Regions from separate parts of the Mus musculus genome. Here region 1 is linked to region 2. Evidence: chromatin contacts called from ENCODE Hi-C or POLR2A ChIA-PET data. All regions are on one chromosome and are shown on one strand. Each heading gives the region's core, a stretch centred on a gene start or an enhancer-like site at or near the end of the contact. The rest is flanking DNA. Distances are from core to core; before and after follow the strand shown. Region 1 holds the start of Ankrd9 (ankyrin repeat domain 9). Region 2 holds the start of Syne3 (spectrin repeat containing, nuclear envelope family member 3).

What was found. A loop is a pair of places that touch in the nucleus more often than their neighbours do. ChIA-PET counts read pairs that join two places held with the same protein, here RNA polymerase II (POLR2A).
Region 1: a map of T-helper 17 cell shows a loop between it and region 2 (6-fold over the local background). The contact joins the promoter of Ankrd9 here to the promoter of Syne3 in region 2. A Hi-C loop is called at or near these places in 1 of 37 maps with a recorded cell type or tissue (T-helper 17 cell). POLR2A ChIA-PET finds 5 or more read pairs at or near these places in 1 of 5 experiments (Patski).

The regions. Positions count from the first base shown.
Region 1 is chr12:110,975,598-110,981,594 of GRCm38, reverse strand. Ankrd9 (ankyrin repeat domain 9) reads left to right here and starts at 2,555. Exons shown (of 3, transcript NM_175207.5): 1 at 2,555-2,755; 2 at 3,468-3,647; 3 at 4,047-5,175. The coding sequence starts at 4,096. The coding sequence ends at 5,076.
Region 2 is chr12:104,997,251-105,002,710 of GRCm38, reverse strand. Syne3 (spectrin repeat containing, nuclear envelope family member 3) reads left to right here and starts at 4,034. Exons shown (of 19, transcript NM_001042699.2): 1 at 4,034-4,179; 2 at 5,109-5,240.

The DNA of each region.
Region 1 (5,997 bases), core at 1,306-3,805, 6.0 Mb before region 2:
ACTTACTTACCAGCTCATCTGTTGGAACCTGCTTCTTCAGGATTCCAGCTTATATAGAAGACCAGCTGGAACTTTCATTTTTTTTTCAAACCTTATTTTTAAGGATGGCTGTTAGCCCACCACCCACCAGAGGTAGTGAAAAAGAAAGGATATGGGGGAAGTGGACCTGTTTAGAAAGGTTCTTTGGAGCAAAGAATCTCTGGTTCCATCTGTGTTGTCTGGAAATCAGTTCAGCTCACAGGTTAGCAGTGGCCGTTTGATCCACTTGCAAACACTTGAGGACACACCAGCAATTTAGTTCGGAAGAATCGGGATGGCAAACATGAATCAGTAGCAGCGGCACAACCTAGCAGACACAGCCAGGCCTCAGCCTCTGCTCAAGTCAGCAGGAGGGACCAGAAGGAATTCTGGAAGAAGCTAGTTCTCTGCTCTGTCTGTCTGTCTGTCTATCAGAGAAGCGAAGATCAGCAAAGACTCGAGACCCATAAGCGTTGCACAGCTAGCTCTATAGGCAAGCCAAGCTCGGCCTCCATCGCTGTCCTTTTTATACTCTCTCCAGGCATCACATGTTCACCATGGGCAAAATATCACTCTGCAAATCAGCCCGAGTCTGTGGAAGCAGCAAGAAACTGCAGCACATCACAAGGTCGTGTGTGTGTGTGTGTGTGTGTGTGTGTGGTTCTCTCTATGGAGTCCTGACAAACGCAGCTCAACTACACAATATAAGGCAGAATTACATGCATTTCGTTAGCTAAGAATCCTTCATCACGTTTCCTTTCTTTCTTTTAATCACATGTCCTTTCATGGGCCTGATTTAGCAGAATATCCTCTCTCCTGTGTCTACTTCAGTGAAACGTTCCTTCACCAGTCTGCCTTAGTCTTTCATCTGTGCCCATTTCAGGAAAACACTCCTTCACGTGTTTGCCCCAGCAAAACACCATCTGACACAATGACTTTCCAAAGACCACTTAAGTTTCCCCTTCAACTAGCTGAAACAACTAGCCCAGTGAGGTTGAACACCGCGTAGATTCTTGGACTTCCCATTCACAGCTGCCCATTGTTGGGTTAGTTGGACTACAGACTAAGTCATTATAATAAATTCCCTTAATATATAGAGACATTGCATAAATTCTGTGATTCTAGAGAACCCTGACTAATACAGGTGAAGAATAACAGGAAGTCTCCATGTGTGCACGTGTGTATGTGCGTGTGTGTACACGTATGCCTGCTTAAGTCTACTCAAAGGAGCCAGGTGAGAGAGACTCCAGCTTAAAGTCCCTTAGCCCCTGCTGGCACAGAGGAGCCAAGAGGGTTGAAGGCTGTATACACATTTGCTCTGAGGTAGGGGAGGGGAGGTTGCTTTGAAGGTGCTAGCTGTCTGCTGGACAGAGGCAGGAGGAAGGGCTTGGATGGAGGCTGCAGGAACCCTTGGCCCTAACTGAGCCTCTAAGGGCATTGTGGAAAAGAAACTGGCCGTGCCTGTGAATGGAGTTTGGAACTATTTCATCAGGGGGATCCTTGCCTCTGGTAAGGTGGGGTGAGAGTCCCAAGGTCCAGGCGTGGCAGCTTTCATCTGTGCATTTGGAATGGACTTGGCACTCCCACACCCCTGATGAAGTCAGGGGCTCCCTCAGGCTCTAGGGTCAGCCATGGGAAGGCTAGAACATGCTCCCAGTTCTGCCTGAGTGAAAAACAGCCCCAAAGTGTACCTTTCTTTGGACAACCGACTCTCTCTCTCTATCTCTCTGTGTGTGTGTGTTTTGAGATAGGGTTTCTCTGTAGTCCTGGCTGTCTTGGAACTTGCTTTCTAGACCAGGTTGGCCTTCAGTTCAGAGATCCACCTGCCTCTGCCTTCTGAGTGCGGGGATTAAAGATATGTGCCAACTCACACTGGACTTAAATAACTATCTACCTCATAGCAGGCATCATAATTCTGCCCCCCCCCCTTTTCTCCTGTGTTAGTGGTAAAGTCAAAGTGAAAGAAAGCGTTTAGCCCAGAAGACGACACAATAGGCACTATAAACAGCTCTTATACACGCATGCATCCATGCCTTTCTTTTGAGATTGGAGCCGAGGCTAGCCATGCCAGGGCGTTGGCAGGGCAGAGCAAGGTTCAATAGTTTAAGGGCTCAGTCCTATTCTAGGCCTTCCCACACGCAGATGGGGTAACAGCTGGATGTTTCCCCAAGGTCAGTGAGGGTCAGAGCAAGGGAAGCCCAGAGCAGGACTCTTGCAGCAGCCGCAAGCGCAAGCCAGGGAGCCTATTCTTGTGTGCAGTCTAGGACCGCACAGATCCAGCTCCAGGAGCCTGCCGGGACTCGCCCCGCCTCCATCACGTCCCGCCCTCCAAGCTCTGCCCGGTGCCCGGCATCTCTCACCACCCCTCCCCACCCCGCCACCTCGGGGCCCTCAAGTTTCTCCGAAGTTTTCCGCGGGTCCCTCTGAGAGTCCCGCCCCCTGGCCCGTGACGCAACAATGGTGCAGCGCGACGACCAATGGGTAGCGGCGGGGGCCGGCGGCGTGAGCCAATGGCGGCGGCGGCCCGTCCCGCGGTCCTGCCCGGCCCCGGCCGCACTGCGCCGCCCGCCGCCCTCCCCTCGGCGGCACCAGCACCGGCATCGGGAGACGGTGTCGCGGCGGCTCAGAGTGCAGCGGGCGCTGCCTCCGCTCCCGGCGTCGTGGGATCTCTGTCTGCTCGCCCGTGCATGGACGGCGCGCGCTCCGGCCCGCCGCAGGGACAGGGTCGCGCGGCTTGGTGAGTCGCCTGCCCCGAGCGCCCCGGTGCGCAGGTGCAGCCCCTGATCCTGGCCACCGGCCCGCAGACACTCGGGCGCGCCCCGGGAGGGGTCAGGGAGGATCTGGCCGGCGGCCCAAGCTCCAGTCACAGAGCCGCGGCCGTGACTCTGCCCAGTGACGTGGGGCGGCCGAACTTTACGTAACCCGCCCGGCACCCCACGCGTGCCCACACAGTGCATCTGGGGCGCAGGGGGCCCAGGTTCCGGGAGGAGCTGCAGTCATGCCAATCCCCTCAGAGGGGCGTCTGCCGCAGCCCACTCTATAGTGCTCACCTCTGTAACCCAGTTAATGGTCATGACACTGTGGACGAGGCCCTCTGGCTGTCCCAGGTCCCTTGTAACCTAGAGCTTACCCTTGCTGGAGGCAGTAGGGCTCTTGGGCAGGGAGACCAAGGGTGAATGGCCAGGGCTCAGGTTTGAGGCTTGGGACCCAAGGTGGAGGTAGGGTTTTTAAACTGGGGTCTGCAGTGTATGGAACGGCCCTCAAACAGAACGCAGGAGACCTAGGCTCTTGTCCTGGCTCAGCCTGACTTGGTGACTGACCTTGGACTAGCTTGTCCCCCGTTGAAAAGTGAGATGGCAGTATCGGCCTCATGTGGATGGACCTCGAGAGGACTGCAGGTGGTGTATGCTCCAATCCCCCCACTGACTTCACCTTTTCCCTCCTCCCAGGAGCTCCTTCCTGATGGGCAGGAAAATTGTTTGTGGATAAAAGAGCCAGAGCCACTTTCCAACTCTGGCTGCGGGCGGGCGCACTGCCAGCCCTGGGCCACCACTTTCTTGTTGATGAGGTTTGGTGTGTTAGAGTGAATACCTGCATCTACAGAACCCAGGGCCGCCTGCAGGAACCAGGTAGGTCTAAGTGAATAATCTCCACGACCCTCCTGGAAAGAAGTTTGAGTAGTCTCTTGGGGTCAGGGTAGAAGTAGAGTTGGGGCTGGATTTGGGGGTGTGAGGGTGATTTGGGCTCAACTTGTGCTGTGAGCCTGAGTCTTCTGCGATGTCCCATGGGTTCCTCTTTATTTGCAGTTGGAAGGACCTGGCTCAGGTGTGAAAGGAGCGCTTTTTGAAGGTTCCAGGGCTGCAGAGGGTTGGCACACGGAAGGCTCCAGCAGATCCAGCCTTCTCTAGCACAGGCAAGAGAGGAAGTGCAGGTGCAGAAATTCAAGAATGGTTCTGGGTCCAGGAGAGAATAGAGCTGGGGGCAGTGACTGGCAGACCCGATTCATTCGACCCTACTTCGTCTCACAGGTTGGTCTGGGGTGGTGTGACCCATGCTTTGAGACTCCCGGAGGCCAGCATGCCGTGGGACACCAGGCCTGGACGCAGCGCCAACGGAGGGCCCGAGGGTCCCGGCGCAGCTCGCTTGCGGGTGCAGAAGCAGTGCCGGAAGTCATCCTTCGCCTTCTACCTGGCAGTGCGAGATCAGCTGCCAGTTTGGCTACTCGAGGACATACGTGCCAGCGAAGCCTTCCACTGTGATGAGCGGGGGCGCGCTGCGGCCTATTCGCCTTCGGAGGCTCTGCTCTATGCGCTTGTGCACGACCACCAAGCCTATGCACACTACCTGCTAGCTACCTTCCCGCGGTGTGCACTCGCCCCACCTAGCGCGGGCTTCCGCTGCTGCACCGCGCCTGGGCCTCACGTGGCGCTGGCGGTGCGCTACAACCGCGTGGGCATCCTGCGGCGCATCCTGCGAACGGTGCAGGACTTCCCAGTGGAAGAGCGCGTGCGCCTCCTCGACCGCCGTGGCTGCAGCCGCGTGGAGGGCGGTGGCACGTCGCTGCATGTGGCCTGTGAGCTCGCACGCCCCGAGTGCCTCTTTCTGCTGCTTGGCCACGGAGCTTCTCCAGGCCTTCGAGATGGCAGTGGCTTTACACCATTGGAGCTGCTGTTGCGCCAGCTGAACCAGGACGCCAGCTCAGCCCCCACTAAGGCTGAGGCAGCTTCTGCCACGGTCAATGCTGCCACCGCCAACACCACTTCGTCTGAGGAGGTGTGTCAGCGCCGCCTGCTGCTGCTTGACCTGCTAGTACTGTACACCCCGGGGGGCGTCGTAGGTCCAGCTCGATGTGAACTGCTAGGAGACCAGCTACGCTGGCAGCGGTTGTTGGGTGAGGACAAGTTCCAGTGGCTGGCAGGGCTGGCGCCACCCTCCCTCTTTGTCCGTGCCATGCAGGTGTTGGTCACCACTATCTCACCTGGCCGCTTCCCGGAGGCCTTAGATGAACTGCCTCTGCCATCGTTTTTGCAGCCCTTGGACCTCACGGGCAAGGGCTAGACTCAGGGGACCCTGACACAGTATATGGGGACAGAAGTATTTTTTTGAGAGCATTGTACTTGGCACTTTACATATATGGATCGTTGACTGTACAGAGGGATCTGCCTGGTCTGTTGCATGTATTTGGGGTAGGGCTGCCAAGTTGCTCAAGTGTGCGAACTCGCTGCTCAGCCAAGGATAAGGGTGAGGACCTAGAGTCCCGGGGAAGGTGACAGCTGAGCCAAGCAGGAGAGGAACAGGAACAGAGGGTGGGGACTCTAATGACCAAGCAAGAGGACAGAATGTGCTGAGGCCAAGGGGACAAGCTTGTGTGGTTTTGAGTGGCCCCCTCCTGTGCTGTCAGCCTCATAAATGGCCCATGGGTTGGACTGATGTGTGTCCAGCAGAGCTGAGCAGGCAGCTCTAGCAGGTGTTGAATGGGAGCCAGACTGTGTGTCTGTGTTCTCATCTCACACTGAATCATTGCTTCTCCACCCCAGCCTGGAGTTGGCCCTTTTACCCTCAGTCAGGACTTGGCAGGTGCTAGCCTTGGGTTTCCCCACCTGCTTCCCCACAGGCTTTGGGTCCCCTGCATCATGTCTCATGAGAACCAGGTGTGCCTTCCAGGTCCCCCTGCCCAGCCCCAGGGATGGCCTTACTCACTAACATCACTCACAGTGGATGTTAGGTGGTGCTTGTGGGCCTGTGTTATCACCCTGGATAGGCTTCTCACCCATCCTTGGAATGCTGCTTTCTGCTGGACACTTCAGAAGCCGGGAGGCTTGTTAATGAATGCACCCTCATCCTTCAGGATAAAGGGGCCCTGGCTGCAAAGCTGGGTTCATACCAGGGAACTTTGAGACTGGGGGAGGGCCCGTCCCTATCCTGGGATTTTGCTGGGCTGTGAAATTCAACCTTTGTGGCATAGGCTTGCAGGCCATG
Region 2 (5,460 bases), core at 2,785-5,284:
TCCCTTTCTCCTTTTAATTCAACCCAGGACCCCCAGCCCATGGGTGTTGCTACCCATCTTCAAGGTGGGTCTTCCCTCTTCAAGTAAACCTTTCTGGAAACACCTTCCTAGCCACACTCAGTGGTTCATTGCCATGGTGATGCCATAAACAGTCATGTGGATAATGAAGATTAGCTATCTTAGACACCAAAACAGTGACACACAGACCCTGATATAAAACCGGTCTTTTTGTAACTTATACGTGCTACACACACTCGACACGTACACCCTTTCTTTATAGTGTGCTTCTGATTGTTCTTAGACAAGGTCTGTCTGTATAATCCAAGCCTGTCTGGAACTTGAAATCCTCCTGCCTCAACCTTCACATGCTTATAATTACAGATGAGCACCACTAGCCCCAGCTCTTACTGTATAGCTCAGGCTGACCTGAAACTCACTGTGATTCTCCTGCCTCACTCTTCCAAGGCCTGGGATTATAGCATGAGCCATCACACCGGCTCTCGTGCACTTGAAATCCTCTCTGGGTCGCTTACAATCCCAGCCCAAGGTAAATGCCATGTGAATAGTTGCTAGGCAGTGTTACTTAGGAAAATGAAAGCCAAGTCCGCTCAGGACAGATGCAACATTTGTTCTGCTAGTATTTTCTCTCTGTCTGGTTGCATCCTTGGCTGAAGGCGCTGTGGATGTGGAGGGCTGAATGTGTCTATGGAATGATTCACGAGGACGGTGATGGAGTGAGTGAGCGACATAGGAGATTCTCTGTCCAGTCCACCATGACAGCCAGCCTCTTCTGGGCACTTACTTGCTGGGGCCAGCATTGATTGTGCATAGTGTTCTTTACATCCCCTGTTCGGCCCACAGCTATTCAGAGAGACGAGCTGACATCACTCTTTTTGGAAGAGTGTTAAATAACCCACCCTTATCATCTTCAGGTGCCAGTGCAGCTAGGAGTTGAATTCAGGTGCTTGGATCCAGACTCCACAACTTGATTATGAAAACGGAGAGCAAACCCACCTAGACTTCAGCCTTCCAGCTAGGCAGATCCTGTGAAACTCCAGGGCCTCCCCTGTGCCAAGCCATTTCTCAGGGGAAGTCCCCAAGACCATGCATGGGCCCAGCAATGTCACCGGTCCCCCAGAGCTAGGGCCCTACACCGGAGCACCATGCCTGTTCCCTGGCTATTTCCCCCTCCATTTGCATCCTGTTCGTTAGCTATTGAGACTTGCCGACCACAGGCTGGAGGTTTGTAGGTAGCCCGTGAGTCAGTTGGGGTTGCCAGGTTAAATGGTCGGTTGTTCACCCAGCACTGATCAGCCAGCCTGATCGTGTAATTTGCTTGCCTATTTATGGACTTCAAGCTCAACGTTGCTTGGAGCTGATTTTAAGGAATGGATATATATATATTAAAGTTCTTTCTGGAGGCCTCCCTTATTCCCGCTTCTCTGTGTAAGATCACCCAGGTGTCCAGGCTGACTATCCCTGGGTGAGTTCTTGGCTTTAGTGACGAGGACTGAGGATGGCCCTCAGTTCCTGTGTTTGTCACCCACAGGAAGTGGCAAGATTAGTCATGAAGCTCCTAGCAGGAGCTGGCTGTGGTCTGGAAGCCAGAGAGACACGTGTTTGTGGCTGGGATCTGGGCTCTTCCGCCCTGTAACCCACATACCCTGGACTACTGCATTCCTTCGATGTACTTGACCTTGACTGAGCTGGAATGGGTAGCAAGATGCCAGGGACACATCCCTGCTCTGTGGAAACAGTTTGGTGGGTAAGAAGGTGCCATAAACATCGGCCACCCCAGGGGGTGGTAGCCTGGAGTCAGGGAAGCTCAGTGGGTTGGGGGGGGACAGTGTATCAGGGATGACTTCGTGCACTGCCTGGAAAACCTGTTCTCTCCTTCTACCATGTGGGTCTGAGAGAATGGAACTCAGGTTTGTCAGGCTTGGTAGTAGGCCCCCTTACCTGCAGAGTCATCTGGCTGGGTCTGTGTCATGAACCCCCACCCCCACCCCAAGAGGCCAGGAGTCATCAGGTTGTTTGGTTACCCCACAGAGCAAAGTACTTCTTACATCATCTCTCTTTCTATGCAAAGGTCGGCTCTGCTTTCTATTTAATCAGTTTCTTTCTCCTCCTCCTGGGCCTGAGGTACAATCTGACAGATCTGGTGGGAATCCTGGTTCTCTCACCTGCAGTATATCTTGGCTGTCTCCTACGGGGCTAACTCACCTGTCCTGGGGGGCTGGCCACACCTTCCCTGACCCCTGAACATCCATCCTCTCAGGGCACCTCTCCCCATTTTCCTGGGTGCTCCCAAATCTGGAGGAGGGTGCTCCCAAGCCTGAAGGAAAGGCCGCAGGTAGCTGAGCATTTTTGCCTCCTCCACCCACTGCACCTGCAGAGAGTTGAGCTGGCACAGCTGCAGGTGACTCTGCCCTCAGCTCAGGTGACAGGATGCAGGCTACATTCCTTAATCACAGCTGTCTTTTTCTCTTATGGAATAGACCTGGGTGTGGGGAGTGTCAAGGTCTCTACAGTGGGACCCAGCACATCACATCCTGACCTGCTGTCTGGTTTCCAGCCTTGATCTTCCTGGTTCTGGATGTAGAACTCAGAACAGGGGTATTACAAGCTCAAGGCATCAGAGCGTAGACAGGGACAACCTTGACTTCCTTGCTCCTCCTGCCTCCACCTCCAAAGTGCTGGGATTACAGGCGTGTGCCGCCACCACATTTGGTATAGGTGGTGCTGGCAATTGAGCCCCGGGCTGTGTGTGTGCTACCCAAGAACTCTCTCTGCTCCCTGACCTACATCCCTGGCCCTTTCTGGTTCTTTGAACAATTCTGTTTATAGGATGTTTTCATGGTCACTTGCGTTGCCAGTAGAATTAGAAGTCTCTGGAAGTGAGGTTGTTTCTTCTGGAAACTCTTAGGCAATCCTGATGGGCAGGGATAGTTGAGAGCCCTGGGTTGGCCTGGGACAGTTGGGGACACTTCTGGGTGGCACTAATGTGTCCTCTTTCTGTTACTTCCTTCACTCTCTATCAAGGTGAAGACTTCTGTGCAAACAGAAGAAGTTCTTGGGTGTGTGTCTGTCCAGCGGGCTAATTTCTTAGGATGTGTAATAGACTCACCATTGATCCTGTTTCCTCATTTGAGGGAAAGATACAAAGTTTCCCTTTAATATAAATGTAAGTCAGGAGTGAATGAAGCAACCATCTGCACTTTTTGTGGTCGGCTCCGGCTTCTTTCATGGCTTTGAGGCAGGCTTGCAGGGCCCCTGGCAACCCTGCCCCATGCTGGGGAGACTGAGCACGTGCAGGTCCGGGCATGTCCTGTGTACACGTGGCTGAAGGGTGGGGCCGACACCCTGAAGGAAACCTCACCTCAGGTGCTGAGGACCCAGGACACTCCAGGGAGCTAGGCTACACTGGAGTGGTTGAGGGTTAACAAAGGAGTTTCCCAGGAGGCTTTACGTCAGCCCTTGGGATTGGCGTGGAGAATTCTTTCAACATGATGTGTTTGCCTCTTCCCCAAAGCATTCTGAGATGCTCTATCTGGTCGTCAAGATCTTTCCCTGGAGCCATTATTGTCCTGTAAATTTGGTGACGATATTACAAGACTTCAGTGCCCACAGGGGCCTGGTACTTTCCCGAAACACAGTAAACTGGTCATTCAGGAGCCCTGAGCTGCAGGGTAGAACCCTGTGGGTTCCCAGGACTGAACATGGTTCATACCTGTAGTCCCTGTGTGTTGGAAGGCTGAGATAGGAGCATCGCCATGAGTTTGAGTCCAGCCACAATGGTCTGAAGCAGGTCTCAGTGCTGTGACTGCTGATTGACTGGGAGCTAGGGTTAGATAACTTATTTGCTCATTTGCTCAGCAAATACCCAGCTCTTTCCGAACAATGCCCTTGCAGGGCCCTGCGGGAGATTACATCCCGTTGATCTGGGAGCTTGCTGACAGGGATTAATTTAATCATCGCCTTTACCCTGGGGTGAGGGCTCTCATATCTCCTTCCTGCTGTGCCTGGCAGTCTTGGAGGACCAGCATTGTTGAGGGGTCCCACAGCTAGGCGTGGCTCCAGACTGAGGGCGTATCTTCACATAGAGTTCCAATTTAGAGACTCCAGCCTACAGACAAACATTTGGGAAGGATCATGTTTTTCTGAGTTTCTTCTGGACAGGTGAGGAAGGTTCCAGAAGGTTCTAAAACCAGGATTGTGGAATGTCCATTTGGAAGAATGTTGTCTTCCAGGTGCTGTGAAGCGAACACTGGAGATAAATCTCTGGCAAGATTTAACCTTGGTGTTTTGTATTTTAAAATTCAGCATCAAATTTCACTTTATAGTATGGTGATTATTAATTTTTTATGTGTTGTTTTATTTGTTTCTAAGTTTTTAAGTCTTGTGTAGCCCTGACTTGATAATGGCTTTTTAACCTAGGCTGGTCTTGAACTTGTGGCAATCCTCCTGCCTCAGCCTCCCAAGTGCTGGGATTTCAGGCATGGGCAGCATGCTCTGCTAGCTTTGGTTTTCTCTGTGTTGTGGAGGTGGGTGTGTCCTCAGGGATGCTGCCTCCTCAGTTGATTGGGTGTTTGCTGGGCAGCGTCACTCTGAAAGTCAAATCAGGCTTGGGAGGAGGCCTCGGGGAGCTCGCAGGAGGCAATGCCTGATCAGAGGCAGCTGTCTTTAGAAGCAGGATGAACTAAGCCAGGGTCTTGTGCATCTGCTAGAGATGGGGACACCCAGGCATTGGTCCCTAGTGAAGGCATCCCTTGTGGTCCCCAGGACAAGCTGCTTGGTTTCTGGCTGCCTCTGAGAGCATACCGCAGGCTGCAGGACTCTGCGAGTGGCTGAGAGAGGAGGGGACGGGCAGACCTCGGGAGGGGAGAGGAAGGTGGAAGTGGTTGGTCAGCTGTTCTCAATTCGCCTCAGACAGAATATTCATCTGAGCTTAGTACTAAAAAAGTGCCCAGCTAACCAGGACCAGTGATCACCCAGATGGTGGACATTACCCCAGGTTAGCCCTGCGGTTCTGACTAGGGATGGGTGTCCCCTTCGGACTTCCATGTTCTAGAAGTCTCCAAGGCCCTGTTCCTCTCTTTGCTAGGCAGGTGGAAGCTTTCTTATCCTGGGGCCAACCCTGCCTGTCTGGAACCCTGTGCTTAATAATTCCTGTCCCTGTGGATGTGTGGGCTGGAGAGTCTTCCTTGTTTCCTCCGTGCTGGAGACAAGCGACCGGGAAGGTAATTCATGCCTTTGCATGTGTTCTCCCACTCCGTGTATGAGCCTTTCCCAGCCACCGCCACTGTTCTTCTTCCTTACTGACCTCTTCCTGAGCAAAGTCCTCTCCCCACAGAATCTCCTCGCACTGACCCTGGCTCAGCCTGCCTCTCTCTCCTGGATCAGCCTCTCTCTCTCTCTCTCTCTCTCTCTCTCTCTCTCTCATTTGCTTGTGCTTCCGTG